Linked DNA regions of Homo sapiens: regions 2 and 3 are each linked to region 1. Evidence: read pairs that join two places in POLR2A ChIA-PET (ENCODE). Cell type or tissue: OCI-LY7. All regions are shown on one strand. Links, peaks and the distances in the headings refer to the core of each region. The heading gives the core; the rest is flanking DNA. Region 1 overlaps MAST2 (microtubule associated serine/threonine kinase 2). Region 2 overlaps TESK2 (testis associated actin remodelling kinase 2). Region 3 has its middle 8.0 kb from the start of MAST2.

Region 1 (10,902 bases), core at 2,291-7,290:
AAAGCATCCCTTTTACTCTACCCCGTGCTGCGAAGTGTTCTATTGCCTATGTGGGCATCTTCTCCTGCTCAGAGGGCCTAGTATGCAGTTGAATGTATGAATGAATGAATGAATGAATGCATCTATCTCAATTTCCCAGGACAGGAAACTGATTCCCTTCACATAAGATAAACAAAACAAAACAAAACAAAACAAAACAAAACAAAAAAAACAAAAAACAGGCCAGGCGCGGTGGCTCACATCTGTAATCCCAGCACTTTGGGAGGCCAAGGCGGGTAGATCATGAGGTCAGGAGTTCAAGATCAGCCTGGCCAAGATGGTGAAACCCCGTCTCTACTAAAAATACAAAAAAAATTAGCCAGGCGTGGTGGTGGGTGCCTGTAATCTCAGCTACTGGGGAGACTGAGGCAGAGAATTGCTTAAACCTGGAGGCGGAGGATGCAGTGAGCTGAGATCGCGCACTCCAGCCTGGGCGACAGAGAAATTCCATCCCCCCTCAAAACAAACTTCATCCTTTAGGAATATTTTAATATGACTTTTTACTTGGCTACATTGAGATACCATTTTTTAGCTCTCAGATTAGCAAAAATTCAAAAGCTTGACAATCATATTGTTGGCAAGGCTGTGTGCAAATAGACATTATCTTAAACTGCTGATGGAAATGTAAAATAGTATAACCATAGACTGTGAAGGGAAACTGGACAATATCTAATAAAACTACATATACATTTAATTTTTGACTCAGCTATCCCAGTTCTAGTAATTTATCCTGAAGATAGCCCTCCAAAAAAAAAAATCCATCTATTTACACACACATATGTATATATTAACAAACAAAGCCATGAAAATTAATTCTTCTGTGTCAAGGATCTATTATTGTAAATTAATCGTTTCTCTGACTACTCCAGTATGCTAGTTTCTTAACAGCAGGACTCTCTAGCCCTAAGCCCATCCTATCTACCAAAATGAGGCCATCAGGATCAGCAATGGCTCCTCCTCTTGTGGCATCTAGGGACATGAAAGAAAAGCTGCTGCCTTCTAGATGCATTCTCACCTCTCAGAGTCCCAGAGTCTACATAACAAGCATGACTACTACAGATAATTCCTCTTTCTACGTGGGCCAGAAGAGGAAGCCAAGGTTTTCCTCAGCTGAGCAATCAGTTAGCTATGTAAATGGCAAACTCCAAGGGGCTTCACCACCAACAACTCCCCCCCTGCTGCTCTGGGCAAACAATCTTCACAACGAAGCAGTAATAAGCAGGTATGAAACACTGACCAAGGAACTGAGGACACTCAGGCTTTAGGCTGAAGACTCAGGAAAGAGTCTAAGCTGAGTCAATGCGAATAAGGGTAATTATCTGTACTTCAGGGTAAAAAAAAACAGATAATGAGGAGAAAATTCTTTTGTGTAAGTACTGTAGTTAATAAAGGGAAGGAGAATCATCTTTTGCAAACTCCTAAGAAAATAATGAATCTAGGTGATAATTATCAATGGCCACTACTAACAAAACAAGGGAGAGACTTGACATTACCCGCCTCCTGACAGATATACACTGAACCAACTGTTAAGTATTCTTCCCACCCCCTCAACCCAACCAAACCACAATCAGGTCAAGCCCCCAGTTTATAGGAAATACAGAGCTCATAAGAACATGTCAGAAAAAAACCTCTGAAGGATGCAATCAGCAAAATCCAGAATGTGGGAAAGTCTACAAGAACAAACAACTCGGTTTCTGCAACAAATAAATTGCAAGGAAAAAAAAAAAGGTGAGAACACCCTAGATTAAAATAAACTTTGCAGTACAGCCTGGGCAACACGGCAAGACCCTATCTCTACAAAAAATAGAAAAAATTAGCCAGGCTTCTGGTGCATGTCTGTAGTCCCAACTACTTGGGAGGCTGAGGTTGGAGGATTGTTTGAGCCTGGAGTTCAAGGTTGCAGTGAGCTGTGATTGTGCCACTGCACTCCAGCCTGGGCAATAGAGAGAGACTCTGTCTCAAAAGGAAAAAAAGAAAAGAAAAAAAAAAAAAGAAAGAGTGATCAGACATCCCAATTATTTTATTTAACAGGTTTATGTCTGTTGTCCCAGTAATATTAACAATCCTCTTTCATTATATAAAATTTCCTAGTTTAGACACTAAATTGTATCACCACCCTACTTAAGAGATGTATTAACCAAATACACTGTGCTGACATAGTTTGGCTACTGATTCCAAAAAACCAACTGCAAAAAAAATTTGAACATAAACTGGATATTTGATTACATTGATAAACTATTGTTTTAGGTGTGGTAATAATACTGTGATTACATTTTTCAGGAGTCCTTACATTTAGAGATACAAATATGTATAGATGAAATGACATAAAATTTGAGATTTGCTTCAAAATAAGCAAGAGAGACAGAGAAAGAAAATAGGTGGGGATGTAGATGAGATAGTATACCATGAGCTGACAATGTAGACGATACTGGGGATGTAGTATGAGTCTTTCTACTTTTGAACATTTTTGAGATTTTTCCATAACACAATGTAAAATTTAGTAAATAAAATTTTCCTAGTTCTAGAAACAGAAGTATCCTAGAAAGCTTCAGCTTCCTGCTCTTAGGCAAGTATTGCAGGAAGTCAGGGACCCCAAACAGAGGGACCGGCTGAAGCCATGGCAGAAGAACATGGATTGTGAAGATTTTATGGACATTTATTAGTTCCCCAAATTAATACTTTTGTAATTTCTTATGCCTGTCTTTACTGCAATCTCTAAACATAAATTGTAAAGATTTCATGGACACTTATCACTTCCCCAATCAATACCCCTGTGCTTTCCTATGCCTGTCTTTATACTTTAATCTCTTAATCCTGTCAGCTGAAAAGGATGCATGTCGCTTCAGGACCATGTGATAACTGTGTTAACTGCACAAATTATACAGCATGTGTTTGAGCAATATGAAATCTGAGCACCTTGAAAAAAGAACAGGATAACAGCAATTGTTCAGGGAATAAGAGAGAGAACCTTAAACTCTGACCGCCGGTGAGTCAGGCAGAACAGAGCCGTATTTCTCTTCTTTCAAAAGCAAATGGGAGAAATATCGCTGAATTCTTATTCTCAGCATGGAACGTCCCTGAGAAAGAGAATACGCGCCTGGAGGTATTGGCTTATAAACAGCCCCCCTGGGCGTGGCCTGTCTCTTATGGTTGAGGCTGCAGGGGTGAAATAGACCCCAGTCTCCCATAGCGCTCCCAGGCTTATTAGGAAGAGGAAATTCCCGCCTAATAAATTGTGGTCAGACCGGTTGATCTCAAAACTCTATCTCCTGATAAGATGTTATCAATGACAATAGTGCCCGAAATTTCATTAGCAATTTTAATTTCGCCTCGGTCCTGTGGTCCTGTGATCTCGCCCTGCCTCCACTTGCCTTGTGATATTCTATTACCCTGTTAAGTACTTGATGTCTGTCACCCACACCTATTCGCACACTCCCTCCCCTTTTGAAAATCCCTAATAAAAACTTGCTGGTTTTTGTGGCTTGTGGGGCATCACGGATCCTACCAACGTGTGATGTCTCCCCCGGACACCCAGCTTTAAAATTTCTCTCTTTTGTACTCTGTCCCTTTATTTCTCAAGCCAGCCGACGCTTAGGAAAAATATAAAAGAACCTACATGATTATCGGGACAGGTCCCCTGATAGGCAAGAGCAACCATTTGGCATCTAGCCATACAGGATTATATCTTCATTCAGGGTCACCTGGAGCCAGGGTCTATGAAAAACTATCTGTCGCATATAAGGGTTCCTGAAGTTAAAGCACAGCACTAGTCTTCATTATTTTACCTTTTCAATGAAAAAACAAAAAAAAAAAATCAAAAAACCTTCCCTACTCTAACAAGAGAATCACTTCTTCTGAAGATACTCTCAAGATGCGCTTTCCCTGCTGTAAGAGGAGAAATGAAATACCTTGAAACCGTTTTGATGGACTTTCCTCATTGCCAAAAAATGGTCTTTTAGAAAGAATGTAATTCAAAGTGTTTTTCATTTCAGTCCATGTCCTGCTGAGCCCCAACAGGCCAGTTTTCAGCAGAAACAATTAGTGAGAATGCATGAGAGGGCAGGAGGGCACCCAGCTGCCACTGCCTCACCTAAGCCAGTAATGGAGCTTCTGCAGTATGGACATATGGTAGGCAATATATCCAAGGGAAAATAAGAATATGAGAAAAGTAATAGAAGCAAAGAAAAAAGTAATGGAAGCAAAATGAAGTGCTAAGAATTAGCAACATCTGAGTCTCCCAACAATGGAAGCAGCAAAATAACCAGTCTAGCAGCCCAGGTAATATCTAAACAATTGTAGATGTACTGACTCACTTAATTCTTACTATAATCCTTGAAATACTATTGTGAGTCCCATTTTAATAATGAAGAGAACTGAGGTAGAAAGAAGTGAAGTAATCTGCCTACCACCACTATGCAGCAGGGCCAGGATAAGAACAAGTTCTGGGAGATGTTCCTCTTTTGAAATTACTCTGAAAAGCAGTTGTTTAAAAAAAGACAAGACAAGAAAAGCAGGTGTTGGTAAAATGAAAATAGTGCTTTCTCTTTGGCAGGAAATAATTTTGACACTACCAAAAAGGGGTTTCAAAGGTTGCCTAGTTCTGGAGGAGGCCCAAAGGAACACCTGTCCATTTGCCACGCAAGTCTACCAAAAGTCTCTCATACGTGTGACATAGGAGGTGCCAGAGAACTAAATTGGTACCACTGGATGAAAGCTTTGAGAGTGAACTGCTTGTTGCTGAAGATGTTCAAGCAAAGGCTGAATAGCTTTTTGCTAGACATTGTATGGAAGAAATTCCTATGCAGTAGGAAGCAAGATAAAGCTAGAATGCTTCCAATATAAAAATCACTCTAGTAAGGATTTCCTGCTGCAAGCCCTCCTACTTCAGGGCTGACAAAGTCTATGGCAATTCAAAACTGATTCAAAACCTAAGTCATTCTGTGTTCCATTAAGCTGTTAACATCAAACTTCTCTCTCCAGCAGGCCTACAGCTGGGCCAGTGAATAGCCAGAGACACAACTGCCTCCTCTCTTCAAGGACACCACTTACAACACAAAGTCAATCTAGCACTCTTACTCTAAAAATGCAACACCCCCATCTGAGTGCCAATCAATACTCTGGAATCATTTTCTTAGAAGACATGCAAATGGAGTAAAGGTTAGTGGTTATTTAATTTAACCCAAATCACAATGAAATTTATTATGCCTCTTAAGGTTCATCATACCCATCTGAGACACTTAAGAGCTAGCATCAACGTTTGTTTATAACAGACTCATTCCTTCCAATCAAGGCATAAAACGCAATGTATTACAGAGCTAGAGTGGGTATCATTTCAAGACTGTATCTTCATTGTCCTTCAAATTATTACGGGCAACAATTTGTAAGGTCCTAAGACCATCCCTAAGATACAGTCAATAAAGAGGCTTAAGACCTTAAGCAGGGCTAGTCCTCACTACACTATGATGCAAGGGGACACTGTTTTCCAACTCTGGGGCAATGCAGCCAAATGCCTCAATAGCTGTGTTGGTTTACTAGGGTTGCCATACATAACCAAGTATCACAAACTGGGTGACTTAACCAACAGAAATTTATTTCCTCATAGTTCAGGCTAGAAGTCCAAGATAAGGGCATTAGCAGGGTTGGTTTCTTCTATGACCTCATTCCTTGGATTCTAAATGGCTACCTCCCTTTGTCTTTGCATGGCCTTCCCTCTGTGCTTGTCTGTGTCCTAATCCCCTCTTCTCGTAAGGACACAAGTCATACTGGATTAGGATCTATCTCAAAGACTTCATTTAACCTTAATTGCCCCTTTAAAGATCCTGTCTCCAAATACAGTGACGTTCTGAGTTACTAGGGGTTAGGACTTCAACCTATACAAATTTTAGTAGAACATAATTCAGCCTATAATAGTTATACTCATCAAATTAAAAAAAGAGAGATAAAAAAGACATCCTAATATGGCCACTGACATGACTCTGGCTGCAGTGGGGTACAGGAGCAGGCTACGGGTCCTCAGGTGCAGATGCCAAGGTGGGCAGTCCCTGGAACCCGCCCCTGGAAGTCCCCCCTCCTAGTTCCCTCTCTTCTGGAACTCAGAGTCAAATTCACTGCCAGTAGCACTCAATTTTCAGTTCTTCACTTATGCACATTGTTTACTGGAACCATTTTTCTCATCTTTCTACTTTACTTGCTAATTTGCTTAATAAATTGAGTAAGAGAGGTTCATCATAAAGATGTTGCAGAATGGAGGTTCATCACCGTTTTCACTAAGCACAGATTCTGTTCTGGACTGTGAATTTGAGTACAGAGAACAAAACTAAATTAATAGATGACAGTAATGAGCAGGGGTAAAATGGAATGATACAGGCCTAAAAAAACAGAGGGATTTTTTTGCCGAGTGTGGTGGCTCATGCCTGTAATCCCAGCACTTTGGGAGGCTGAAGTGGGCAGGTCACTTGTCAGGAGTTTGAGACCAGCCTTGCCAACATGATGAAACCCAGTCTCTACTAAAAATACAAAAATTAGCCAGGTGTGGTGGCGGGTGTCTGTAATCCCAGCTACTGGGGAGGCTGAGGCAGGAGAATTGCTTGAAACTGGGAAGCAGAGGTTGCAGTAAGCCGAGATCATGCTACTGCACTCCAGCCTAGGTGACAGAGTGAGAACTTGTCTCAAAAAAAAGAACAGAGGTTTTTACAAGAAGGTAATAAAGGTAATGACCTAGAAGTGACAACAGACTGTGGGAATACCAATTCCCACCCCCAGGATTGGAGGATTTATTAAACAATGTTATTAATACATCACCTTGGGAAAAGACCCAAGGCTGCAAAAACTACTTTGGTTCAGAACGTATGATATTACATAATGAAAATATCTCAGATGGAGACATGGAACAGTGTGGTTGTTAAGAATGTGATCTCTGAAGCCAGACTACCCAGGTTTCTATCCCAGTTCTGCCACTTATACAGCTGTGTTATCCTGAGCAATTTATTTAATCTCTCTGCACCCTCGCTTCCTGTGTGAAATAAGTACAATGATAATCTCTCTCACAGAACTGGTGTGAGAAGCAAATGACCTTTACATTTTAAAGTGCTAAGAACAGTGCCTGGGAGCTAGTAAGTGCTCAGAGTTTGTAAATTTATTAAATAAATTCTCGATTGCATATGGTTCATCAGAAACATTACAGTGATGGCAGTGGCAGCCCGTCACTGCCATGAAGCAGTCACTGCCATGACGCCGGCTGCAGTGGGGTACAGATGCAGGACACGGGTCTTCCGGTGCAGACGCCAAGGTGGACAGTCCCTGGAACCCTCCTTTGGAAGCCCCCCTACAGGCCCACTGCCCTGGGAACCCACCCCTGGGAACTGCCACAATTGGGCCAGGCTGAGCTGAGCCGTCCGCCAGTGGGAGAGAAGTGCACAGAGGAACAGGCAGAGAGGGGCACTAGGGCAGAGCTGGGCCCAGGGTGGTCCCGTGCTTGCACATGGGGCACAGAGGTCTGGCCCGAGACACAGAGCTGGGGCCATGCTTCAGGGGCCCAGGGTAGGAAGTGAAAGCGGCACCCCACAGCAGCAAGTACAGCATGCCCACATTGTTCACCAGCCCCATGGAGCAGATCACCATGTAAACAACTGGCACGGTCACCACCAGGAGCACCAGACTCGATGCGTTGGAGCAGCCCAGCACCTGGCCCAGGACAATGCATCAGACCTGGAGCCCTTGCCCAAGACTGCTAGGAGATGGAGCTGGGGCTGCATGCTCTACAGAGTCGGTGGGAGCCAGGGAAAAGTGGGAGCCCCACCCCTTCCGAGTTGGTGGGGTGGGAGCCCCCCAGGTGCAGCCACCACCGCCCTGCTGCAGCTTCAGACCCAGGCATCTCTGAACTCTCGGGCCTAGGAAGGCCCCTGCCCCTCGCAGGCTCAGAATCGTCCGCTCCCGCTACCTGGCTTCTCCCCTCTGTCAGTGCCTACTCCAACCTCGGAGCAAAGTTGGGACCCAGCCCGGGAGCTGTCACAGCCCAGCTGAGTGTGCACATGCTCGGGGTAGTGCTGACATGCCAACCCCCTTGCCACTTTGGCCCCCTCCAGGCTTTGGGCACTGACAAGCATGGGAAGGAGGCTGAGGGGTGCACTGAGGACAGCCCAGTGCTGGCCTGCAGGCACCCCTTAGCATGAACAGCCTGGTCACCATGAACAGCAGCAGGAGGCAGACAGGCTCCTGGGTGGAGAGAAGCTGGTCCACAGTGAAGACCCACCTCCAAGCCAGGGAAAGCCTGAAGCCTGGGGGATGGGTCGCCAGTCCCAGAAACCGCAAGGGCAACTTGTGGTGCTTTTCCCTGGGCCCACCCATGGCCGCCCATGGACCAACCAGCATGCACTTCCTCCCCTCTGAGGCCCATAAAAGCCCCTGGACTCAGCCAGGCTTGGGGAGAGGAGGGAGGGACCATAGGGAGATAATGGGACCACCTGCCTGCAGAAAGGAGCCACCCACTCCAGGACCTCCTCTCTGCTGAGAGCTGAACACTCAACGGGAGGACCTGCCTACAGATAGGAGCTACCCACTGCGGGTCCCCTCTAAGCTATTATATCACTCAATAAAGTTCCCCTTTGTCTTGCTCACCCTATATTTGTCTGTGTACCTCATTCCTTTTGGATGCAGGACAAGAACTCGGGACCCACCGAATGGCAGGGCCAAAAGAGCTGTAATACAAACAGAGCTGAAACATGCCCCTTGCTCAACACATTGTGGGCGACAAGAAGGAGAGAAGAGAGAAGGAGAGAAGAGCTGCAGCCCTTTGGAGAGACCAGACCTGAGAGCTCCCCGAGCCTGAGCTGTGACTCCTGCTTTGGGGCCTGGTGGCTCCTAAAGTCTCCAAGTTTCTGGGCACCACCGCGTTCCCTTGTGCCAGCTGTGGAAGTTGCTTGCGTGGCGCCTGGTCCCGATGCAGCCTCACAGTGAGCTAGCACCCATGCCAGCCCTTGGAGCTAGCTGCCCTGCTGCAGCAGTTGGCATGCCTGACTGCGTGCAGTGGCCGGACCCTATGCTCACTTGCCACACACCCTTCACTATTCCGCTCCAGTCTCTTTGGAGGCATGGGATCCAGGCTGGTAGCTTGAGGCAAGTGCAGCCTGCTGGGCCAACTGGGCCCAGCAGGCCTGAGCAAACAAAGCTCAGGCAAAAGCGTCACCAGCCACAGAGGTTTCTAGCTAGAAAAGCAACACCTCCCAGGATCCCGTAACAACAGCTGAGGGGTTAAGACCACAGACATAGGCTGGGCACGGTGGCTCACACCTGTAATCCCAGCACTTTGGGAGTCCGAGGTGGGTGAATCACGAGGTCAGGGGTTTGAGACCAGCCTGACCAACGTGGTGAAACCCCGTCTCTACTAAAAATACAAAAATTAGCTGGGCGTGGTGGCGGTCGCCTGTAATCCTAGCTACTCAGGAGGCTGAGGCAGGAGAACTGCTTGAACCCGGGAGATGGAGCTTGCAGTGAGCCGAGATTGCGCCACTGCACTCCAGCCTGGGTGACAGAGTGAGACTCCGTCTCAAACAAACAAACAAACAAAAAACACCACAGACATTGGAGTAAGATACTGTGGGGTTGAATGGTAGTTTCTACTACTTATTAATAACTTCCTTAACTTCTCTGTACTACAGTGTCTTCATCTATAAAACAGATTTACTCAGATTATCCACCTCATCGAAAAAAAAATGAACATGTGTCACCCACCTCATCAGAGTATTTTGAGAATTAAATTTAACAAATGTAAGTCATTTTAAAAATGTTAAGACATAGTAAATGCTCAGCAAATGTTACCTATTCTTATTCTTTTGACATTACATTTTCCAACTTTTCTTGACTAAGGAAGATAAAATAATTTTAAAATAATCTGCTTCTATTGGGCTTATGCAACGTGAATCAGTCAACCAATAATCTCATAAAGCAATAAGAACAACTAATGACAGAAGCATGAGCTCAAAATATTAGCAAGACTAGACTTCTGCTTCTCATCATTATGGGGAATCAGAGATCAGATTTACCCTTGCACCTTAAAAACAAAAAAATTAGATGAAATATATGAAACAATAGTTTGCAGACACTGGACCGATGGGAAACATGCAAAATAAGCCCTAAGACTGCATGCCTAGGAAGCAGCAAAAGGGGGTACTCAAACAGAGTCCAGCAGTCTCCCTGAGTTGAGAAGACAGAGTTGAGAACTTGGGGAGGCTAAGGTGGCTAGAATTTTCAAAGCAGGGTACCAGAGAAGACAGATATACAGAGGGGAACTCTGGAGATCTGCAGGGGCTTCCTCTGAGTTTTTAGCTGAATATCTATCAGCATATGTGGATAAGGAAACTATCCAAGAACATGAGCAGGTACCCTCTTCAGGGCTCACTAAGGACCCAGAATCGTTCATGCTCCCATCAGCCTGAGTGGAAAAAACTCACAATACATGGGCATCAAATAGAGTACTCAAAGTATTGCCTCAGTAGTAAGAAAAAATTAGCCTCAAGTGCTGCCCTGGTCTCACCAAACAAAGCCTGAAAGTATTCCTTCAAAGGATCAAACAATTTCTAAATAACTGCATCCCAGATTCTCAAGAATGTTTAAAGGAATATAAAAATATCTAGCAAACAACAAGCTAAAATAATCTTGTCATATCAATGAACTGGCACTTTGCATGGCATGGATACAAAAGAAGAATGGAATGAAGCACTAATACAGTGACCACACATGTTAGTAAGTCTATGAAAAAAAAAAAAAAAAACATGAAATTTAACAAGCTCCAAAGCTGTAAGATGTTGCTCCAGGTTGTGTGTTCTGAGACCATAGTCATCAAGAGATACTCAAAACCATGTGCCA
Region 2 (10,902 bases), core at 3,548-8,547, 510 kb after region 1:
TCCTGACCTCAGGTAATCCACCTGCTTCGGCCTCCCAAAGTGCTGGGATTACAGGTGTGAGCCACCGCACCTGGCCAGATTAACACATTTTTTGAGCATCTACTATATGCCTGGTGATATATTCAGACATCAGAAAGATATCAAGATATATATAAAATAGAGTGTCTGCTAGCAAGGAATTTATACTTTACTTGCTCTACTTACATTGATGGAAAGAGAACTAATAAATTAACTAAGACACCACCATTTGAGTAGAATAAACTCTTAAGTGCCTTAGGAGTTCAAATGAGTGAGGGGTCATATTAACTTTGAAGAGTCAGGGAAGTCTGGGCGTGACGGCTCACGCCTGTAATCCCAGCACTTTGGGAGGCTGAGGCAGGCAGATCACAAGGTCAAGAGTTCGAGACCATCCTGGCCAACATGGTGAAACCCCGTCTCTACTAAAAATACAAAAATTAGCTGGGTGTGGTGGCATGCACCTGTAGTCCCAGCTACTCGGGAGGCTGAGGCAGGAGAAGCTCTTGAACCTGGGAGGCAGTGGTTTCAGTGAGCTGAGATTGCGCCACTGTATTCCAGCCTGGCAACAGAGCAAGACTCTGTCTCAAAAAAAAAAAAAAAGGGTCAGGGAAGCCTTCTAGGAGGGGACTTGAACCGGACTTTGAATTTTTTTTTAAATTACTTTTAATTTTTGTGATTACATAGTAAGTATATCTGCTTATGGGTTACATAAAATATTTTGATGCAGGCATGTCGTGCATAATAATGAACCTTGATTTTTAAAAGGATTTTAGAAGATAGGGGAGGAACTCAGAGCAAATAGTGATATAGAAAGCACAGATATAAAAATGCAAAGCTTTTTGAGGAGTCAGTGAATAAAATCCTATTTGGCTAATAATGACAATAATAATAATGACCATTTATTGAAGGCATGTTGTATACTGGGTGTGTTACTTATTTAAAGATTTCATCTTCACACTCACTCTCCATTGAGGCCAAGAGATTATGTATGGGCCAAAGTCTCCTCTAAGGCCTATGTTCTTTCTACCAGGCTTCTCTTAGAAGAACTGAGGATTTGATAGGATAGTATTGGTAGATAAAGGTGGAAAAGTAGAATTGGGTCAAATTATCCAGAAATGCTTTGCATAAATCCAAAGGATTGTAGTTTATGATCTGTGATTGGATTCTGAGCAGAAACTAGAATGATAAGGTAATTGATGACAAGATGCAGAATGGTTTAGTGTTAGAGAGACTGGTAGCAAAGAGATCAGTTAGGGGGCTTCCACCATGTTTGAGAGTGAGGTAGATGAGGCTTTGATATTCTGCTTAGGAATTTTTAAGATGATCATATTTTAAGTAATATCTAGCTTAAGAAGTAATATTTTAATTTTTTTATTATTACAGAAGTGATACATAATTGCAATGCAAACATTTAGAAAATAGAATTAGTAAGAAAAAGAAAATAAAACTTGCCCTTAATCTCAGCATGTAGGGCTAAAACTAGTATTAGCATTTTGGCATCTTTCCTGCTAATCTTTTTATTTTATCATTCCTTTTCTTACTCTCTTCACTGTGAACTGAACTAGCAAATGCATGGAAAGTTGACTTTAAATAAATTTTATTCCATTACAGCAAAATCTTTAGATATACTTGTTATATAATAAAATGGTATAGTATAACCTGAAACTGTAAAACTACTAAAAGAAAATGTATGCTGGGTACGGTGGCTCACGCCTGTAATCCCAGCACTTTAGGAGGCCGAGGTGGGCGGATCACGAGGTCAGGAGATCGAGACCATCCTGGCTAATACTGTGAAACCCCGTCTCTACTAAAAATATAAAAAATTAGCCAGGTGTGGTGGTGGGTGCCTGTAGTCCCAGCCACTCGGGAGGCTGAGACAGGAGAATGGCGTGAACCCTGGAGGCAGAGCTTGCAGTGAGCCGAGATCGCGCCACCGCACTCCAGCCCAGGCGACAGAGCGAGACTCTGTCTCAAAAAAAAAAAGAAAACATAATAGAAAAATCTCCATGAGATTGGGTAGACAATTTTTTGGATGTGCACAAGCAACAAAAGCAAAAATAGACAAATGAGATTGCATCAAACTAAAAGCTTGGAAGGCCGAGGCAGGTGGATCACCTGAGTCGGGAGTTCGAGACCAGCCTGACTAACATGGAGAAACCCTGTCTCTACTAAAAAATATAAAATTAGCCGGGTGTGGTGGTGCATGCCTGTAACCCCAGCTACTCAGGGGGCTGAGGCAGGAGAATCACTTGAACCTGGGAGGCAGAGGTTGCAGTGAGCTGAGATTGCACCATTGCGTTCCAGCCTGGGCAACAAGAGCGAAACTGTCTCAAAAAACAACAAAAAAGAAGGAAATACTGTCATTTGGGACAACTTGGATGAACCTGGAGGATGTTACACTAAATGAAATAAGCCAGACACAGAAAGACAAATAACTCATGATCTCATTTATGTATGAACTCTAAAAAAGTCGATCTCATAGAAGTAGAGAGAAGAGGCTGGGTGCAGTGGCTCATGCCTGTAATCCCAGCACTTTGGGAGGCTGAGGTGGGTGGATCACGAGGTCAAGAGATCGAGACCATCCTGGCTAACACGGTGAAACCCCATCTCTACTAAAAATACAAAAAATCAGCCGGGTGTGGTGGCACACACCTGTAGTCCCAGTTACTCAGGAGGCTGAGGCAGGAGAATCACTTGAACCCGAGAGGCGGAGGTTGCAGTGAGCCGAGATCGCACCACTGCGCTCCAGCCTGGGTGACAGAGCAAGACTCTGTCTCAAAAAAAAAAAAAATGTGGAGAGAAGAATGGTGGTTACCAGAGGATGGGGTGAGTGGATGGGATGGGGGAGGAAATAGGGGGAAGTTGGTCAGAGACACAAAGTTTCAGTTACATAGGAGGAATACATTTCTGAAATCTGTTGTGCAGTATGGTGACTATAGTTAATAATAATGTATATTTCCAAAAACAGAAAATAGAACTGCTATATGATCCAGGAATAGGAGTAAATTTTAAATATGTCACCACAAAAAATGATGTGAGGTAGTAGATATGTTAATTAGCTTGATTTAATCATTCTACACTGTATACATTTATGTTTGATCTATTTTAAAAAGTAGTACTATAGTATGATTAAAAATGAAGGCTTTAGGTTGGGTGTGCCCACACCTGTAATCCCAGCACTTTGGGAAGCCGAGGCAGACAGATTCCTTGAGCTCACAAGTTCAAGACCAGCCTGGGCAAGATGGTGAAACCATGTTTTCTTTTGTATTTTTTGTAGAGAAAACATGGTTTTTGTAGAGAAAACCTTGTTTTCTCTACAAAAAATACAAAAATTAACTGGGCATGGTGGTGTGCGCCTGTAGCCCTAGCGACTTTAGAGGCTGAGGTGGGAGGATGGCTTGAGCCTAGGAGGCAGAACTTGTAGTGAGCTGAGATCATACCACTTCACTCCAGCCTGGGTGATACAGCCAGAGCTTGTCTCAAAAAAAAAAAAAAAAAAAAAAAAAAAAGGCTCTAGATTAGAGGTGTCCAATCTTTTGGCTTCCCTGGGCCATATTGGAAGAAGAATTATCTGGGGTCACATATAAAATACACTAACACTAACAATAGCTGATGAGCTAAAACAAACAATTGCAAAAAAAAAATCTCATAGTGTTTTAAGAAAGTTTATGAATTTGTGTTGTGCCACATTGAAAGCCATTCTGGGCTACATGTGGCCCATGGGCTGTGGGTTGGACAAGCTTGCTCTAGATTCTAGATCAAACTGCCTGGATTCAAATCCTGGATCTTAGGAAAGTTTAGTTAACCTCTCTAAGCCTTAGTTTTCCCATCTATAAAATGAGGGTAATGACAGTAAATATTTTACGGAGTTGTTATTGAAGATTAATTAAATTAGTACACGTAAATCACTTAGAATAGTACCTGGTATGTGGTAAGTGCTCAGTAAATGTTAGCTATTATTATTAGTTTCTTTTCCTCTGGCTGCTTCTTTCAGTGGCCTATTATAGCCTTTGTTGTTGTTGTTGTTGTTGTTATTTAGTTTTTATTTCGTAATCATAAACTTAACTCTGCAATCCAGCTATGCATGGAAGGGAACAAGGAAAACATGGAACCCAAAGGGAACTGCAGCGAAAGCACAAAGATTATGGGATATTGCGAGCAAATGGGGTGGAGGAGTGCTCTCCTGAGCCACAGAAGGAATGGTCTGGTGGTTAAAATAAAACACAAGTCAAATTTATTAGAGTTGTCCACAGTCAGCAATGGTGATCTCCTTGCTGGTCTTGCCATTCCCAGACCCAAAGTGCCCCATGGCCTCCACAATATTCATGCCTTCTTTCACCTTGCCAAAGACCACATGCTTGCCATCCAACCGGACACATAAACCCTGGAATAATTCTGTGAAAGCAGGAACCCTTATAACCAAATCCTTTCTCTCCAGTGGTCAGAGCACAAAAGTTTTCTGTTGTCTTTGGAAACTTGTCTGCAAACAGCTCGAAGGAGACGTGGCCCAAGGGCTCGCTGTTTGACTGTGATGTTGAAGAACATGGTGGGGTTGACCATGGCTGATAGTACGGGGCTCCTGGCGGTGGCAGCAGTGTCCACAAAGCACCTATCTTTTTTTTATTCATTTACTCACTAAACACTTGTTGAGTGCCTACTGTTGCTTTTAATAGATTCAACGGTTTTCTACTAAAGCATTGCTGTCCAATAGAACCTTCTGCAGTGATGGAAATGTTCTATATTTCTGCTGTCCAGTAGCCACATGTGGCTAATAAGCACAGAAATATTGCTAATGCAAACAAGAAATTAAAATTTTATTTGGATTGCTTTAAATTTAAATTGCCACATGAAGCTAGTGCCTACTGTATTTGATAATGCTGGGCTACCTACATCTTTGCCTTTGCTTTGCTACGGGTATATGTATTCCAGCCTAGAAACATGTAGGGTTGTGATGAGACCAACATTACCATTCCTATTCCATATCTCCTTGATGTACTTTCTTAGCTTATCTCCTTTTGATCCTATTGCTTAGGAATGATCCCCACCTCCACCCTCATCCCCCTTAACTTAAAAAAGTAATGTTCTTTGCTCTCAGCCAAGTTTTCTAATGTATGAAAGGTAGCATTCAGTCTATCTAAATCTTCCCAATAAGCCCACAAATGAGATGATATATATAAAGCCTCTGGCACAGGAACTGTCACACTGCAAGTATAATACATGAGAATGTAATTATTGTTAGCCACGTGGGTTTGCCCTCTGATGGTGACCATTTTTGTTCTGCATAAGCCATCTGTCTCAAAGATACTGTGGTTTAAAAGCCTGAAATGGATTACTTTTTAAAAGAAGCTTCTAATTATTTATATCATTTATGTTTTTATGTCTTCACTTTCACTATATATTTTGAAGACAACAAAAGGAAATTATTCTAACCAGTGGCCTAGAGCAAACAAAGTCCTTTTGGCTTTTGTTACCCAGACGAGTATTAATGTAATGGAAACATTTATTATACTTCCCTGTGACTCCTTAAATGCCAAACTAAGCATGACTATGTTTTATTCTCAAGGTTCTTAGAATTTGTATTTTCTAAATGCTTTCTGGTTGTCTTAGCAATTTGCTGTTAATACTTAGGATTTAAATTTTTTGGTTACTATTTGTTAGTATGGCTCTTAGTCTATTTTCAAGCTGTAAACATTATAAGCTTTCTTTTATAGGTGCAGAAGTATGAACCAGAATTTTTCCCCAAATTGAGATTAGATCTACATTGGGAAGAATCCATCTCTTGGAACCCTAGGATTACACAGATGTGCCTTCTCAGGTGCTGGCCCCGGGTATGGGAGGTGGCTGAGTAGATGAGACTTCTGTTCTCTTGGCTTCATCTAGTCAGAACAGTTGCACTTTTTATCTTTTTTATATTGAACTTCTGTATAAGAGTTTTGAAGAAAAGGTCTCTTGCTTAAAAGAAAGAGAGAGAGAGAGAAATGAAGGAAAGAAAGAAAGAAAGAAAAAGAAAAAGAATGAGTTGAAAATTCTTCTGTTAGTGCTTTGGAAAGGCTACTTGGGAAAGAAGCCTATCTGCATGATCTGCCAGGTGGTAGGCATTTAATCCTCTGGGCATACCTTGGTTCTCTTCTGCCAGAGCTATTGTGTGCCCAGCAGGAGTGAGTGAGCTGAACCTTTGTAGTTCTCTTTTTCTTGACCCCAACCTCCTAGTTTCCCTTTTTCCCTTTATCTCCCTTCCTCCTAAGATTTCTATTTGGGAGGAAAAGTGTGGGCCTGGTAAGTCATAGAGGTAGTACTTGTGTAAATTTTGTTCATGTGTGTGTATTCTGTTTATACATGGGCCCAGTGAAGATTGGTTATTTTATCATCAGTTGCTCAAAGTTATCAGTTAAAAAAAGGAACAATAAAGTACTTTGTTGAATGCAGGGACTGATTGTTTAGGTCTCTTGTGAATAAGGTTGTTTACGCCAGGAAGTCTTATGCTCAAGATCTGTAACCCAGTTCTATGCCCCACTCACTTCCACTCCCCAGTGGCCTTTTTGAGGAACTATACACTCAGATTTGTTCTCATACCTCCCCACGACCCCAAGACAGGGCCTCACTCTGTTGCCCAGGCTCACTGCAATCTCTGCCTTCTGGGCTCAAGCAATCCTCCCACCTCAGCCTCCTGAGTAGCTGGGACTGCAGGCGTATGCCGCCACACTTGGCTAACTTTGAAAATTTTTTTGTAGAGAAAGTTCTCACTATATTGCCCAGGCTGGTCTCGAACTCCTGAGCTCAAGCAATCCTCCCACCTCGGCCTCCCAAAATGCTGGGATTATAGGCTTGAGCCACTGCACTGGGTCTCTCTGTTATTTATGCCATGAGAAATTTAATATTTCTTTTAGACTCCTTCAATTCACCAAATATGCCTTCAATTCACCAAATATGAAATTGAAGACTATGCCTTCAATTCACAAATATTTGCTTGGAACTACTCAGTCCCTCCCTGTGCTAGGTAATATCATGATTAATGCAAGAGAAATAGAGGCTTCTTGTCTCCCAGAGAGTCTCCTTAAGAAGTAAATTATACTATGTAGGAAATAGACTAGCATTAGCTAATGCTGTGAGAATATGGCAGGATATTTTCCCAGTCTCAGTTATTAAGACAGCCATCTTTCCAGTTATCCATCCTGAAAAATTCCAGCCATTTTTGGTTATCATGTATTCCTTGCTTCTAATGAGAAGCTAAGCTGTGATTCTAAATATTCAAAGGCTTTTGCATCTATTCCTTCCCGTATATGTGGGCTGTAATTCAGCCTTCTTCACTTTCACCTGGAGTGAATTATTTTCCCTGTCTCTTTGCCCTTTTTCACTCTTCCTGATACTCAGCTCTGGTTGTATAGTTTATTTCTTAAAACTTTTTGTGGCTCACATTGGTTTCAAAATCGAGTCAAAAATTATTTAGACTGACAGTTAAGGTTCAGTCTGTTTTTCCAGCCTTTTCTTCCACTCTTTCTCTTGTACAATTCACACAGCTCCACAATTTCCTAATTATATTCTCTAGGACAAGTTATTTAACCTCTGTGCTTTGATTTCTTCTGTTTAATGAGAATGGACCAGATCAGTTGTTAGAAATCACACTGAGGCAGGGCATGGTGGCTTACACCTATAATCTGAGCACTTGGGAGACTGAGGCGGGAGGATCCATTTGAGCCTAGGAGTAGTGAGCTATGATGGCTTCTTCCTGCCAGCTGCACAGACAAAATCAATTCCCTGAGATCGTGGCATTGCAGTAAGAAAGAGTTTAATTGACTCAAGGCCAGCCATGCCAAAGAGGCAGTTATCACTTAAATCAGTCTTCCTGAAGCCCTCTAGAGGTTAGAGTTTTTATGGACAATTTGGTGGGCAGGGCTGAGGGAATGGGTGCTGCTGATTAATTGGGGGTGTGGAAAAGTCCTTGTGCGCTGAGTGTGCCTCTGTGTAGGGCTACAGCAGGAGTCCTCAACCCCCAGGTTATGGACCGGTATCAGCCTGTGGCCTGTTAGGAACTGGGCCACACAGCAGGAGGTGAACAGGTGAGCAAGCATTGCTGCCTGAGCTCTGCTTCCTGTCAGATCAGCGGTGGCATTATATTTTCATAGAAGCGTGAACCCTGTTGTGAACTGTGCATGCGAGGGATCTTGGTTGCACGTCCCTTATGAGAATCAAATGCCTGATGATCTCAGGTGGAACAGTTTCATCCCAAAACCATCCCTCCACCTGACCCTCACCCGAGTCTGTGGAAAAATTGTCTTCCACAAAACCAGTCCCTGGTGCCAAAAAGGTTGGGGAAGGCTGGGCTACAGGACCAGTTGAGTCATGAGTCATGAGTCTGGGTGGGGTTGGTCTGAAAAAAATCTCTCAGAAAACCAGTCTTAGGTTCTATAATAGTGATGTTATCTATAGGAGCAGTTGGAGAAGTCACAAATCTTGTGATCTCTAGCCACATGACTCCCAAGCAGTAAGAAATTGTAGAACTATACCTACATTTTAGCAGAATTCTCTCCCCTCCCATAATCCTAACCTTGTGGCCTTTCCTTAGTTTTACAAAGGTAGTTTAGTTTTGGGAAGGGCTATTATCATCCTTGCTTTAAGGTTAAACTGTAAACTAAATTCCTCCCAAAGTTAGCTTGGCCTATGCCCAGGAATGACCAAAGACAAACAGCTTGAGGTTGGAGGCAAGATAGAGTTAACGATGTCAGATTTCTCTTTTGCAAAGGTGGTTTCAGTTGTGCCACTGAAACACAGACTGGGTGATATAGTGAGACCATGTATGTTAAAAAAAAAATAAAAAATAAAATAAATAAATATATAAATAAGAAATCACATTGAATTAAATGTTGAACAATTTTTAAATAATCAGGTTTTTAAAATATCTTAAGGGTGAGTGAATGTGGATGTGGAGTGTGTTCCAGAATAAATGGGCAGTGTTTTAAAAAAAAATTTTTTTTTTTTGAGTTGGAGTTTCGCTCTTGTTGCCCAAGCTGGGGTGCAATGGTGCAATCTCAGCTTACTACAACCTCTGCCTCTCAGGTTCAAGTGATTCTCCTGCCTCAGCCTCCCGAGTAGCTGGGATTACAGGCACGCGCCACCATGCCCAGCTAATTTTTTGTATTTTTAGGAGAAACAGGGTTTCACCATGTTAGCCAGGCTGGCCTCGAACTCCTAACCTCAGGTGATCCGTTTGCCTCGGCCTCCCAAAGTACTGGGATTACAGGCGTGAGCCACTGCTCCCAGCCTAAAATGTTTTTTTGCATCTGTTGAAGGTTGAAAAAAAAATAATAAAGTGGATCTCTCTGATTTTATCATTGTAATCCTGGTGGGTAACTAGGTGAAAGACTCTCAAGAGAGTTCACAAAGCATCTTTTGTAACACTAGACTGTAAGGTGATCTTAATTTTTTTTTGAGACAGAGTCTCACTCTGTCACCCAGGCTGGAGTACAGTGGCATGATCTCTGCTCACTGCAACCTCCGCCTCCCAGGTTCTCGTGCTTCAGCCTCCCGAGTAGCTGGGATTACAGGCATGTGTCACCACACCCAGCTAATTTTTGTATTTTTAGTAGAGATAGGATTTCACCATGTTGGCCAGGCTGGTCTCAAACTCCTGGCCTCAAGTGATCTGCCCCCGTTGGCCTCCCAAAGTGCTGGTATTACAGGTGTGAGCCACTGTGTCTTGGCTGAAGATTTTTAATATAAACAATGATTACTAATTATTGAGTACCCATTATGGACCACTATTAATTTCCTGCCGCATTCCCTTTCTTCTTTCCAGACCTCTCCCACCATTCATCCATCACTTGAGCCAAAAACTTACCATTCTTATTATCTTTCTCTTACACCCTATTTCAAACCATCAAGTAGTTCAGCATTATCTTCAAAATATGTCCTGAGTCTTTTTACCTCTACACTTACTACTCTAGCCCAACCATCCTAATTGATCTCTTGTCTTCCCCTTTTACCCCACAATAGCCAGATTGAATTTTAAGAGGGTAAATCAGATTATGTCATTTCCCTGCTGAATTTCCTAATACAGCTTTTTGTCATTCTTCAAAGTTCATACTCTGGGCTTTAACCTATCAGGCCCTAAATGATTTGGCCTACGTGGCTCTGACCATATTTCCAATCATTCTTCCTTTTTCTTACATCATTCTAACCACACTCACTAACCCTCTTGTTTCTCAGACACATTAAGCTTTTTTCCCTGCTTCAGGGCCTTTGTACTTACTTTATTCCAGAATCATATGATATATTTCTGCTGAGATAGCCCCTCTTCAAAGAAATCTTTTTGACTAGTCTAAAATAGACATCGATATTTGTTACAAGTTCTCATTACTTCTGAAAAGAACCTTATTCATTTGTTTACCTATTGCTTAAAGCCTCCAGTATTGAATGAGCTCTCTGAGGGTAGAAGTTTATCTTTTTCACCACTGTATTTGTAGTGCCTATAGTGTAGTATCTCTAGAAGCTGATGCCAATTAGAACCAAGCCAGTTTGCATCACAGAAACTTATAAAAGCTCAGGAACTGAAGGTGGGTGTCAGGCTTGGGCTAAAAATAAGAGGGCTATTCAAAGTCTTTTAAGGGGTAACTGGGCCTGAAAGTCAACATCCCCATTTCTTGTAACTAATCAGTTAAATATCACCCACCCCAATAAGACATGGTTTATTTTTGGAGAAAAATTGAACCAGAAATACTTCATACTAGTGAACATCTGATAGAATGCAATACCTAAAAGAGGAGATGGGGGGATAGTCTGCATACTGGAATGGTGAGGCTCATAAGACTTCTAGTCACCTTCCATCACCTGGCTCTCAGGCAGGCAAGAATCATTCCTATCCTACCCTCAACCCTGCCACTTGCCAGG
Region 3 (10,902 bases), core at 3,577-8,576, 130 kb after region 1:
AGTCTCTGGCAGGAGAACCCACTGACTCAGCCTTGGTAACTTAAGGACCAGAACCCATTCTACCTTCTCACCTTCCATACTGGTACTGCGAGAGTTATTGGGCAGATAGACTCTAAGCTAGTCCTCCTGCTCTACCTGCTTCCCAGTATTTTACACGTTTATGTAATCCCTTCCCATGAATGGAGATGAGGACTGTGACTTGTTTCCAACCAATAGAATACAAAAAAAGTAACAGGATATCATTTCCTTGATTATGTTACATTATATAAGACTCTATCTTGCTAGAAGACTCACTCTTGCACTCCTAATGGCCTTGACAAAGCAAGCTGTCATTCTCTGAACTGCCTATGGAGAGGTCCATGTGGCAGTAAACTCCAGGCAACCTCTAGGACAGCCTCCGGCCCAACAGCACCAAAACAAAACAAAAAACTCTGTAGGTCCAATCCTACAAGCAGGAGGAAATGAGTTCTCCTAACAGTGAGACTGAGCTTGGAAACAGGCCCTTCTCCAGTTGAGCACCCAGATGGGAACACAGCCCACACAACTTGGTGGAAGCCTGATGAGACCCTGAAGCAAAGAACCGAGCTAACACAAATCTAGACAGAAACTGTGAGATAATAAATGCATGTTATGTTAAGCTTCTAAGCTTGTGGTAATTATATATTTGTATTACATGTTAATACAAAACTAATACAGCCAGATACTTTCTCAGCCTCCCATCAGCCAGAAATGGCAATGTGACACAATGTGGCCCACATCCACTTTTTTTTTCTTTTTTTTTTTTTGTGATGGAGTCTTACTCTGTCACCCAGGCTGGAAGTGCAATGGCTCAATCTCCACTTACCACAACCTCCGCCTCCCAGGTTCAAGTGATTCTCCTGCTTCAGCCTCCAAGTAGCTAAGATTACTGGCGCATGCCACTGCACCCGCCTAATTTTTGTATTTTTAGTAGAGACGGGTTTCTCCATGTTGGCCAGGCTGGTCTTGAACTCCTGACTTCAGGTGATCTGCCCACCTCGGCCTCCTAACGTGCTGGGATTACAGGCGTGAGCCACCACGCCCGGCCCCACATCCACTTTTATACTTGTCTTCACCAGCTCAATAAGTGACAAGTCAATTTTTTTTTTCAGTTGCTCAGGCCAAAACCTCGGAGTGATCCCTGAGTTCTCTCTTTCTCACATACTTCATATCCACTCCACTGGCAAATCCTGTGCAAATTAGTAGGATATTATAATTAGCTGAGGGAGAGGTGTTAGTGACTAGTACTGAGACAATGATAACGGGGACGGACGAACACAGGTGGACTTTAGAGAGATCCAGAAAGTAGAAACCACAGGACCTGTTAACTGCATCAAAGGTGCAGAGAGAAAGAAAAAGCCCTAAGAATGATTTCCAAGTTTCTGGCTTGGACAACTGAGGTAGGGAACAGAAGAGGGAAAAAAAGTGTGAAACAGATTATGGTCAATTCCATTTTAGATGTGTTTGCTCTGAAGTGCCAGTGAGATATCCAAGTGAAGATGTCTAGTAAGCTACTGGTTACACCAGTGTAGAGCTCAGAACTGAGGGCCACCCATAGTTAGATGTTTAACCGATATGAACAATACCATACTCTTAGAATATAAATGTGATCACATTACTTTTCCTTATTCTAGTTAGGCCCCTTATGTCATATTATTAGGAAGCCTAGTATCTCCTCCTTAATTATCTAAGAACTCCAAAATTGTTTTATATTCTAAAAGTTAAGTATGGGCTGGGCACCGTGGCTCACACCTGTAATCCAGAACTTTAGGAGGCCAAGGTGGGATGATCACTTGAGCCCAAGATTTTTTTTAAAATTATTATTATTATTATACTTTAAGTTTTAGGGTACATGTGCACAATGTGCAGGTTAGTTACATATGTATACATGTGCCATGCTGGTGTGCTGCACCCATTAACTCGTCATTTAGCATTAGGTATATCTCCTAATGCTATCCCTTCCCCCTCCCCCCTGAGCTCAAGATTTTTGAGACCAGCCTAGGTGACATGGCAAAACCCCATCTCTACAAAAAATACAAAAACTAGCTGGGCATGGTGGCACATGCCTGTAGTCCCAGCTACTCAGGAGGCTGAAGTGGGAGGATCACTTGAGCGTGGGAGATGGAGGTTGTAGTCAGCCAAGATCACACAACTGCACTCCAGCTTGGGTGACAGAATGCGACCCTGTCTCAAAAAAAAAAAGGTAAGTATAGCAGTTATCTATTGTCATATAACAAACTGTCTCAAAACTTGTGGCTTAAAACAACAACCATTTATTTAGCTGACATTTTTGTGAGCCAACTGGGCAGTTCTTATGGTCTGGTCCAGTTTATCTAATCACTGCTAGGCTTGCTTATGCATCTGCAGTCGGCTGAGGGCTGGCTGGCTGGTGGCTAAGTCATCTAAAATGGCTTCTGTCACACATATGGCAATTGGCAGGCCATTGGCCATGGCAGTGGGAATGACTAACCCATATAGCTCTCACCATCCTTCAGGCTTACTTGGACTTCTTCACATGACAGCAGTGGTAGGGGGTCCTGTGAGGAGGAAGAGACAGCGAGCCGCAATGTGAAAGCACTTTTCAAATCTCTGTTGATGCCACATTAGCAACTGTGTCATTGCCAAAGCAAGTCAGTGTGGCCAGGGACTAAAGTTACATGGCAAGGGGGAATAGATTCAGGGAGGGGAAGAACTTGTGGCTGTCTTTGAAATCTACTTCAGGAAGATCAGTCCAACTTCCATAGCCAAATTCAGCTATAATTAGATCAGTCCATTGGCATCTTTGCTCCCTGGGACCATATTATGGACTGAATGTTTGTGTCTCCCCCAGATTTGTACGTCAAAGTCCTAACACCTAGTGTGGCTGTATTTGGAGATGAGGCCTCTAAGGAAGTAATTAAACTTAAATGAGGTTTTAAGGGTAGGGCCCTAATCCTATGAGATTAATGTCCTTATAAGCGGAGACACCAGAGCACTCACCCTCTCTCGAGGCACATGTACTGAGGAGGGCCATGTGAGAACATAGTGAGAAGACAGCTGTCTATGGGCCAGGAAGAGTGCCCCCACCAGAATCCAAATTGGCTAGAACCTTGATTTTGGATGTTCAGCCTCTAGAACTGTGAAAAAAATAAATTTCTGTTGTTTAAGCCACCTAATCTGTGTTCTTTTGTTATGGTAGCCCAAGCAGACTAACACAAACCACATAACATTACTTTCAAGAAAGGTCCTTCTGATTCAACAGAGATTTTTTTGAAGGAGGACAATTTCCCTCAGTACTAAGCTCAGTCAAGGATGCCCAGGCCAGAGTTCCCATAATTGAAGCTTAGTCCTTCACTTTTTCATGTCCCATGCAAAGCACAGTCATCTCCCAGGGAAACAAGCAGCCCCAGCACAAATTCTCCCAAGAAGTCCACTTCCTAGGGACTTTCTGCTCTTCCTGTTAAACACTCAATACAGAAGGGGAGGCCAGGTGCAGTGGCTCACGCCTGTAATCCCAGCACTTTGGGAGGCAGAGGCTGGTGGATCACGAGGTCAGGAGATTGAGACTATCCTGGCCAACATGGTAAAACCCCGTCTGTACTAAAAATACAAAAATTAGCTGGGCAAGATGGCCCATGCTTGTAATTCCAGCTACTCGGGAGGCTGAGGCAGGAGAATCACTTGAACCCGGGAGGCGGAGGTTGTGTTAAGCCAAGATCACGCCATTGCCCTCCAGCCTGGCAACAGAGTGAGACTTTGTCTCAAAAAAAAAAAAAAAAAAGAAGGGGTAATTATGCTCCTTTTTCTTAGGCAATGATTACTTGCTAATCCTCTTAAAGGAGATTACCCTAGCGGGCTGGGGAATCTACACATACCCTCCAGGAGAAGGCTGCTTTCAGTGATTCTAACACTCCCTGCTCTTCTAAGACTCCCTAGGTAGTTCAAAAGGGCCCATATTACTCTTCGAAGAGTCAGCTTTGCGCTGGGCACAGAGGCTCACGCCTGTAATCCCAGTACTTAGGGAGGCCGAGGTGAGCAGATCACCTGAGGTCAGCCTGGCCAACATGGCGAAACCCCGTCTCTACTAAAAATACAAAAACTAGCCGGCTGGGCGTGGTGGCAGCCACCTGTAATCCCAACTACTCAGCAGGCTGAGGCAGGAGAATCGCTTGAACCTGGGAGGCGGAGGTTGCAGTGAGCTGAGATTATGCCATTGCACTCCAGCCTGGGCGACAGAACAAGACTCTGTCTCAAAAAAAAAAAAAAAAAAAGAGCCAGCTTCAGTGATTTCTGTATTATTACAGAAATAATGAAAAAAACAGATAGTTGTCCCCCAGTATCTATTCTCCCCTTCTTCTTATTGTTGGACACATGGACACCGAGAATAAAGACAAATTTCTTTGCCTTCTTTGTGACTAAATATAGTCATGTGACTAAGCTGTGGCCAGTGACATGTGAGCATAAGTGATGAGCGCAGCTTCTAAATTATGCTCTTAAAAAGAAACACATCTTCCCTTTCTTCTTTTGGCCCTTCTTTCATCCTGTTTCTTAGAAAGTATCATGGCAGAAATTGATCTTGGACCACAGGAATGGGAAAAACATCCTAGGGATGACAATGCAACAGTAAAGAAAGTTCCTAGATGAACTGACAGAGCAGAACTGCCATACTTGCCTTCTGTACTATATGTGAGAGAGAAATACACTCCTATCTCGTTGAAGTCAGTTACTTTGGGTATCCGTAACAAGTAGCCAAACTTTTCTTTCTTTCTTTTTTTTTTTTTTTTGAGACAGTCTCACTCTGTCACCCAGGCTGGAGTGCAGTGGTGCCATCTCGGCTAACTAACCTCCGCATTCCAGGTTTAAGTGATTTTTGTGCCTCAGCCTCCTGAGTAGCTGGGATTACAGACATGCACCACCGTGCCTAGCTGTTTTTTGTATTTTTAGTAGAGACAGGGTTTCACCATGTTGGCCAGGCTGGTGTCCAACTCCTGACCTCAAGTGATCTGCCCGCCTTGGCCTCCCAAAGTACTGGGATTACAGGAATGAGCCACCATGCCTGGCCATGAGTAACCAAATTTCTATCTTAATGATTTACTATGATGATTCTGATTCCTCTTTTGCTAGAGAAGCTAGTGGGTCACAACTTTTTTTTTATTTACTTATTTTAATTTTTTAAAAACTTTGTTTTGTAGAGACAAGGGTCTCACTGTGTTGCTCAGGCTGGTCTCAAACTCCTGGCCTCAAGCAATTCACCCACCTCAGCCTCCCAAAGTGCTGAGATAACAGCCATGAGCCGCCATGCCGTGACTTTAAAAAAATTTTTTTAGGCCGGGCGTGGTGGCTCATGCCTGTAATCCCAGCACTTTTGGAGGCCAAGGCGGGCAGATCACCTGAGGTCAGGAGTTTGAGACTAGCCTGGCAAACTTGATGAAACCCTGTCTCTACTAAAAATACAAAAATTAGCCAGGCATGGTGGTAGACGCCTGTAATCCCTGCTACTCGGGAGGCTGAGGCACAAGGATCACTTGAACTTGGGAGGTGGAGGTTGAAGTGAGCAGAGATCATGCCTCTGCGCTCTAGCCTGGGTGACAAAGCGAGGCTCTGTCTCAAAACAAACAAAAAAAATTATTTATTTATTTATTTATTTTTTGAGACAGAGTCTCACTCTGTCACCCAGGCTGGAGTGTAGTGGTGCAATCTCGGCTCACTGCAACCTCCACCTCAAGTGATCCTCCTGCCTCAGCCTCCCAAGTAGCTGCGAGTAGTACAGGTGCCCGCCACCACGCCAGGCTAATTTTTGTATTTTTAGTAGAGACGGGGTTTCACCATGTTGGTCAGGCTGTTCTCGAACTTCTGACCTCGTGATCTGCCCACCTTGGCCTCCCAAAGTGTTGGGATTACAAGCATGAGCCACTGTGCCCAGCCAAAAAAAAAATTTTTAAGATGAAGTCTCACTCTGTCATGCTGGAGTACAGTAGCATGGACATAACTCACTGTATCCTGGAACTCCTGGGCTCAAGAGATCCTCTACCTCAGCCTCCTGAGGAGCTGGAACCACAGGCTTGAGCCACCACACTCATGTAATTTTTTAAATTATTTTTATTATTATAATATTTTTGTTTAGACAGACTGGAACTCATTCCAACTAAAATAATTGGATTCCCCACTCCTACTTTTGTCTTCTCCAATCTATGCTTCATCCAGCACTGGTTTCTAAGAAATATAAGTCAAGAGGCTTTGTTTAATGTACAAAGCTAAGCACGTGTTTTTACAACTTCCCTTCCAAAAGTCCCATGGAATTTGTACCAAAAATAAATAAAATAAATCCAGTCTGTGATAAATTCCTAAAAGACTAAAAGCAGACAAATACAATATCTAATCCCATACAATTATTAAAAAAAGAAGACACATTTTTTTTACAGAGATAGGATCATAATGATGGATAAACTAGAGTTGAAAAAGCCACAGTCCAGAACAGCAGTCCCCAAACTTTTTGGTACCAGGGACTGGTTTCGTAGAAGAAAATTTTTCCGGGGGGTGGGGGTGGTTTCAGGATGAAACTGTTCCACCTCAGTTCATCAGGCATTTGTTAGATTCTTACAAGGCAGGCACAACCTAGACCTGTTGCATGCCCAGTTCACAATAGGGTTTGTGCTCTTATGAAAATCTAATGCCGCTGATCTAACAGGAGGTGGAGCTCAGACAGTAATGCTCATGTGCCTGCCACTCACCTTCTGCCATGCAGCCTGGTTCCTAACGGGCTGCAGACCGGTACCAAGTGGTCCAGGGGTTAGGGACCCCTGGTCCAGATTATGCACAGAAAAGGCTAAAATGGGAGTGGAAATAGACTTCCTGGGAGAGAGAATTTCTAAATTGAAGTTAGCACGAACAGAGAACATCTGAGAAGGGAAACAAAGATCAAAATAATAAATCGGAGCAGTCTTTGGAACAGCTGCACTACTTGACATCCTTCTCTCTAACCATAGACAGCCACAAACTCCCCTGATACTTCTAAATATATCCTGAGAATAAATGGAAGAATCACCCTAGGAGATTTGGTGCCCTAAGGCTCCTTATTTTGGTATTTGGGTGGGGGAAATTTTATTAACTAATTCCTTCCCCATTATAATTATTTATTTTCCTTTGAAAACAAGCCCAAACATCAAACTTATCAGTTACACTTTTGGAAATTTAGTTGTTCAGAAACTTCATCTTCCATGTACTCTTCTTGAAAAAAAAATTCATTACAAGTGTGTATTCCAGCAAAAAATATAAATAAATCTTTTAAAAAAAAAGGTTGATATGGGGAGAAACAATTGACCTAATATAAAAATACAATGAAAAGAAATATCAAGATTTAGCTACACAACAAGCCTAAAGTGTAATTGTTCCAAATTAGAATAAAAAGTCAAAAGTTGGACCGGGCGCGGTGGCTTACGCCTGTAATCCCAGCACTTTGGGAGGCCAAGGCATGAGGATAACAAGGTCAGGAGATCGAGACCATCCTGGCTAATATGGTAAAACCCCGTCTCTACTAAAAATACAAAAAATTAGCCAGGCGTGGTGGCACGCACCTGTAGTCCCAGCTACTCGGAAGGCTGAGGCAGGAGAATTGCTTGAACCCAGGAGGCAGAGGTTGCAGTGAGCTGACATCGCGCCACTGCACTCCAGCCTGGTGACAGAGCAAAACTCCGTCTCAAAATAAATAAATAAATAAGTCAAAAGTTAAAATGGGTCCTAGCCAGAGAAATTAGTCAAGAAAAGAAATAAAGGATCTCTAAACTGGAAAGGAAGTAGTCAAATTGTTCCTGTTTGCAAATGACATGATCTTACATGTGGAAAACCCTAAAATCTCTACCAAAACACTCCTAAAATTCATAAACAAATTCAGTAACATTGCAGAATACAAAATCAACATACAAAAATTTAGTAACATTTCTATACACAAACAACAAACAAATATAAAAAGCAATCTCATTTAACATAGCTACAAAAAAGTAAAATACCTAGGAATAAGTTTAACCAGAGAAGTGAAAGATCTCTACAAGGAAAACCATAGGACACTGATGAAAGAAATTGAAGAGGAGGTTGGGTGCAGTGGTTCACGCCTGTAATCCTAGCACTTTGGGTGGCCAAGGCGGGAGGATAACTTGAGGTCAGGAATTTGAGACCAGCCTGGCCAACATGGTGAAATCTTGTCTCTACTAAAAATACAGAAGTTAGCCAGGCATGGTAGTACGTGCCTGTAGTCTCAGCTAATTGGGAGGCTAAGGCACAAGAATTGCTTGAACCTGGGAGTGGGGGACTGCAGTGAGCCATGATCGCACCACTACACTCCATCCTGGGCAACAGAGCAAGACTCTGTCTTAAAAAAATAAAAGAAGAGAAGAGGAGAGGGGAGGGGAGGGGAGGGGAGACAAGACAAGACAAGAGAAAAGAAAAGAAGAGAAAAAAGAAAAGAAAAGAAAGAAGTTGGAGAGGACACACAAAAAAATGGAAAGACATCTCACATCTCATGTTCATGGATTGGAAGAACCAGTAACATAAAAATGATCATACAACCAATAATGTCAAAATGATCATACTACCAAAAGCTGTCTATAGATTCAATGCAATCCCTATCAAAATACCAGTGACATTCTTCTCAGAATGTTTCACAGAAAAAAATCCTAAAATTCATATGGAACTACAGAAAACTCCTAATAGCCAAAGCAATCCTGAGCAAAAAGAACAAAGTGGGATGCATCACACTACCTGACTTCAAAATATACTACAAGGCTATAGTAACTAAAACAGCATAGTACTGACCTAAAAATGGATATATACACCTATGGAATGGAATAGAGAACGCGAAATAAATCCATGTATTTACAGCCAACTGATTTTTGACTAAGGCACCAAGAACATTCATTGGAGGAAGTAAAGTCTCTTCAATAAATGTACTAGGAAAACTGGATATCTGTATGCTGTAGAATGAAACCAGACCTTTATCTCTCACAATATACAAAAATCAACTCAAAATGGACTAAAGACTTAAATGTAAGACCTGAAACTATGAAACTACTAAAAGAAAGTATAAAAGAAACACTCCAAAACATGGGACTGGGCAAAGATTTTATAGATAATACCTCACAAGCACAAGCAACAAACTCAAAAATAGCTGGGCCCAGTGGCTCATGCCTGGAATCCCAGCACTTTGGGAGGCCGAGGCAGGTGGATTACCTGAGGTCAGGAGTTTGAGACAAGCCTGGCCAAAATGGTGAAACCCCATCTCTACTAAAAATACAAAAAATTATTCAGGCATGTTGGTGGGCACCTGGAATCCCAGCTACTCAGGAGGCTGAGGCAGGAGAATTGCTTGAACCCGGGAGGCAGAGGTTGCAGTGAGCTGAGGTCATGCCATTGCACTCCAGCCTGGGCAATAAGAGCAAAACTTTGTCTCAAAAAAAAAGAAGCAAAAATAGACAAAAGGGATTATTACTATATCAAACTAAAATCTTCTCCACAGCAAAGGAAACTATCAACAGAGTGAAGAGACAACCAGTAGAATGGGAGAAAATATTTTCAAAATATTAATCTGGCAAAGGATTAATACCACGAATATACAAGGAACTCAAACAATTCAACAGCAAAAACACCCAAAGAATCCAATTTTTTTAAATGGGCAAATGAGTTGAATAGACATCTCTCAAATGAGACATACAAATGGCCAGCAGGTATATAAAAGAACGCTCAACATCACTAATCACCAGGGAAATTCAAATCAAAACCACAATGAGATAACATCTCACTCCAGTTAGAATGGCTACTATCAGAAAGACAAAAAAATAACAAATTCTGGAGAAGATGTGGAGAAACGGGAACTCTACATATTGCTGGAGGGAATGTAAATTAGTACAGCCATTATGGAAAACAGTATAGAGGTTCCTCAAAAAATGAAAAACAAAGCGGGGCACAGTTGCTCACGCCTGTAATCCCAGCACTTTGGGAGGCTGAGGTGGGCGGATCACGAGGTCAGGAGATTGAGACCATCCTGGCTAACATGGTGAAACCCCGTCTCTACTAAAAATACAAAAAATTAGCTGGGCATGATGGCATGTACCTGTAATCCCAGCTACTTGGGAGGCTGAGGCAGGAGAATAGCTTGAACTCGGGAGGCAGAGGTTGCAGTGAGCCAAGATTGCGCCACTGCACTCCAACCTGGCGACAGAGTGAGACTCCGTCTCAAAAAAAAAAAAAAAAAAAGAAAAGAAAAAAGAAAAACAGAGCTGTCTGATGAGCCAGCAATTGCACTACTGAGCATATATCCAAAGGAAATTATGTTATCTGCACTCCCATGTTTTTTGCAACACTATTCACAACAGCCTATGTATATCTATAGGTTATATACAGATATATATAGATAGATATCACATTTTCTTTATGTGTATATATATATATATATATATACTCCATTGTGTGTGTGTATATACTCCATTGTGTGTGTGTATATACACATATGCACATATATATACACATATGTGTGTATGTACATACATACATACACACATATATAATACATACAATGGAATATATATATATACACACACAATGGAATATATATAGACACACACACAATGGAACACTATATCTATATACACACATACGCACACACACAATGGAATATATATATACACACAATGGAATACTATATATATATATACGCACACACACCCCCACAATGGAATATATATACGCACGCACGCATATATATACACATACACTTAATTTCCCTCACACACACAATGGGATACTATTCATCGGTAAAAGAACAAAATCCTATCATCTGTGAAAACATGAAAAAGTTACCTGTAATCTCAGCTACTCGGGAGGCTGAGGCAGGAAAATGGCTTGAACCCGGGAGGC

Evidence for each region. ChIA-PET counts read pairs that join two places held together with the same protein. Peaks named below come from ENCODE experiments on the same cell type or tissue, not always from the same donor. Only the 100,000 strongest peaks of a DNase experiment are listed, where the experiment ranks them.
Region 2: POLR2A ChIA-PET joins it to region 1 with 6 read pairs; 2 of 35 experiments call an interaction of 5 or more read pairs at or near these places.
Region 3: POLR2A ChIA-PET joins it to region 1 with 5 read pairs; 1 of 35 experiments calls an interaction of 5 or more read pairs at or near these places.

Annotation. Positions count from the first base shown.
Region 1 is chr1:45,919,697-45,930,598 of GRCh38, reverse strand. The region is part of intron 4 of MAST2 (microtubule associated serine/threonine kinase 2); the gene reads right to left. Among named protein-coding and RNA genes, the nearest start is that of MAST2, 120 kb to the right of the region's middle. RefSeq lists an enhancer at 2,710-3,403 and a silencer at 4,988-5,282. In OCI-LY7, for the core only: no CTCF peak of the experiment used is centred there; a DNase peak (open chromatin) is centred at 4,548; H3K4me3 peaks cover 1,321 bases; H3K27ac peaks cover 1,949 bases.
Region 2 is chr1:45,408,698-45,419,599 of GRCh38, reverse strand. The region is part of intron 3 of TESK2 (testis associated actin remodelling kinase 2); the gene reads left to right. It also overlaps the pseudogene PPIAP36. Among named protein-coding and RNA genes, the nearest start is that of TOE1, 74 kb to the right of the region's middle. In OCI-LY7, for the core only: CTCF peaks have their summits at 6,558, 7,701 and 7,910 (motif pointing left); a DNase peak (open chromatin) is centred at 6,549.
Region 3 is chr1:45,790,181-45,801,082 of GRCh38, reverse strand. No RefSeq gene overlaps it. Among named protein-coding and RNA genes, the nearest start is that of MAST2, 8.0 kb to the left of the region's middle. In OCI-LY7, for the core only: CTCF peaks have their summits at 6,477 and 6,677 (motif pointing right); a DNase peak (open chromatin) is centred at 6,672; H3K4me3 peaks cover 868 bases; H3K27ac peaks cover 521 bases.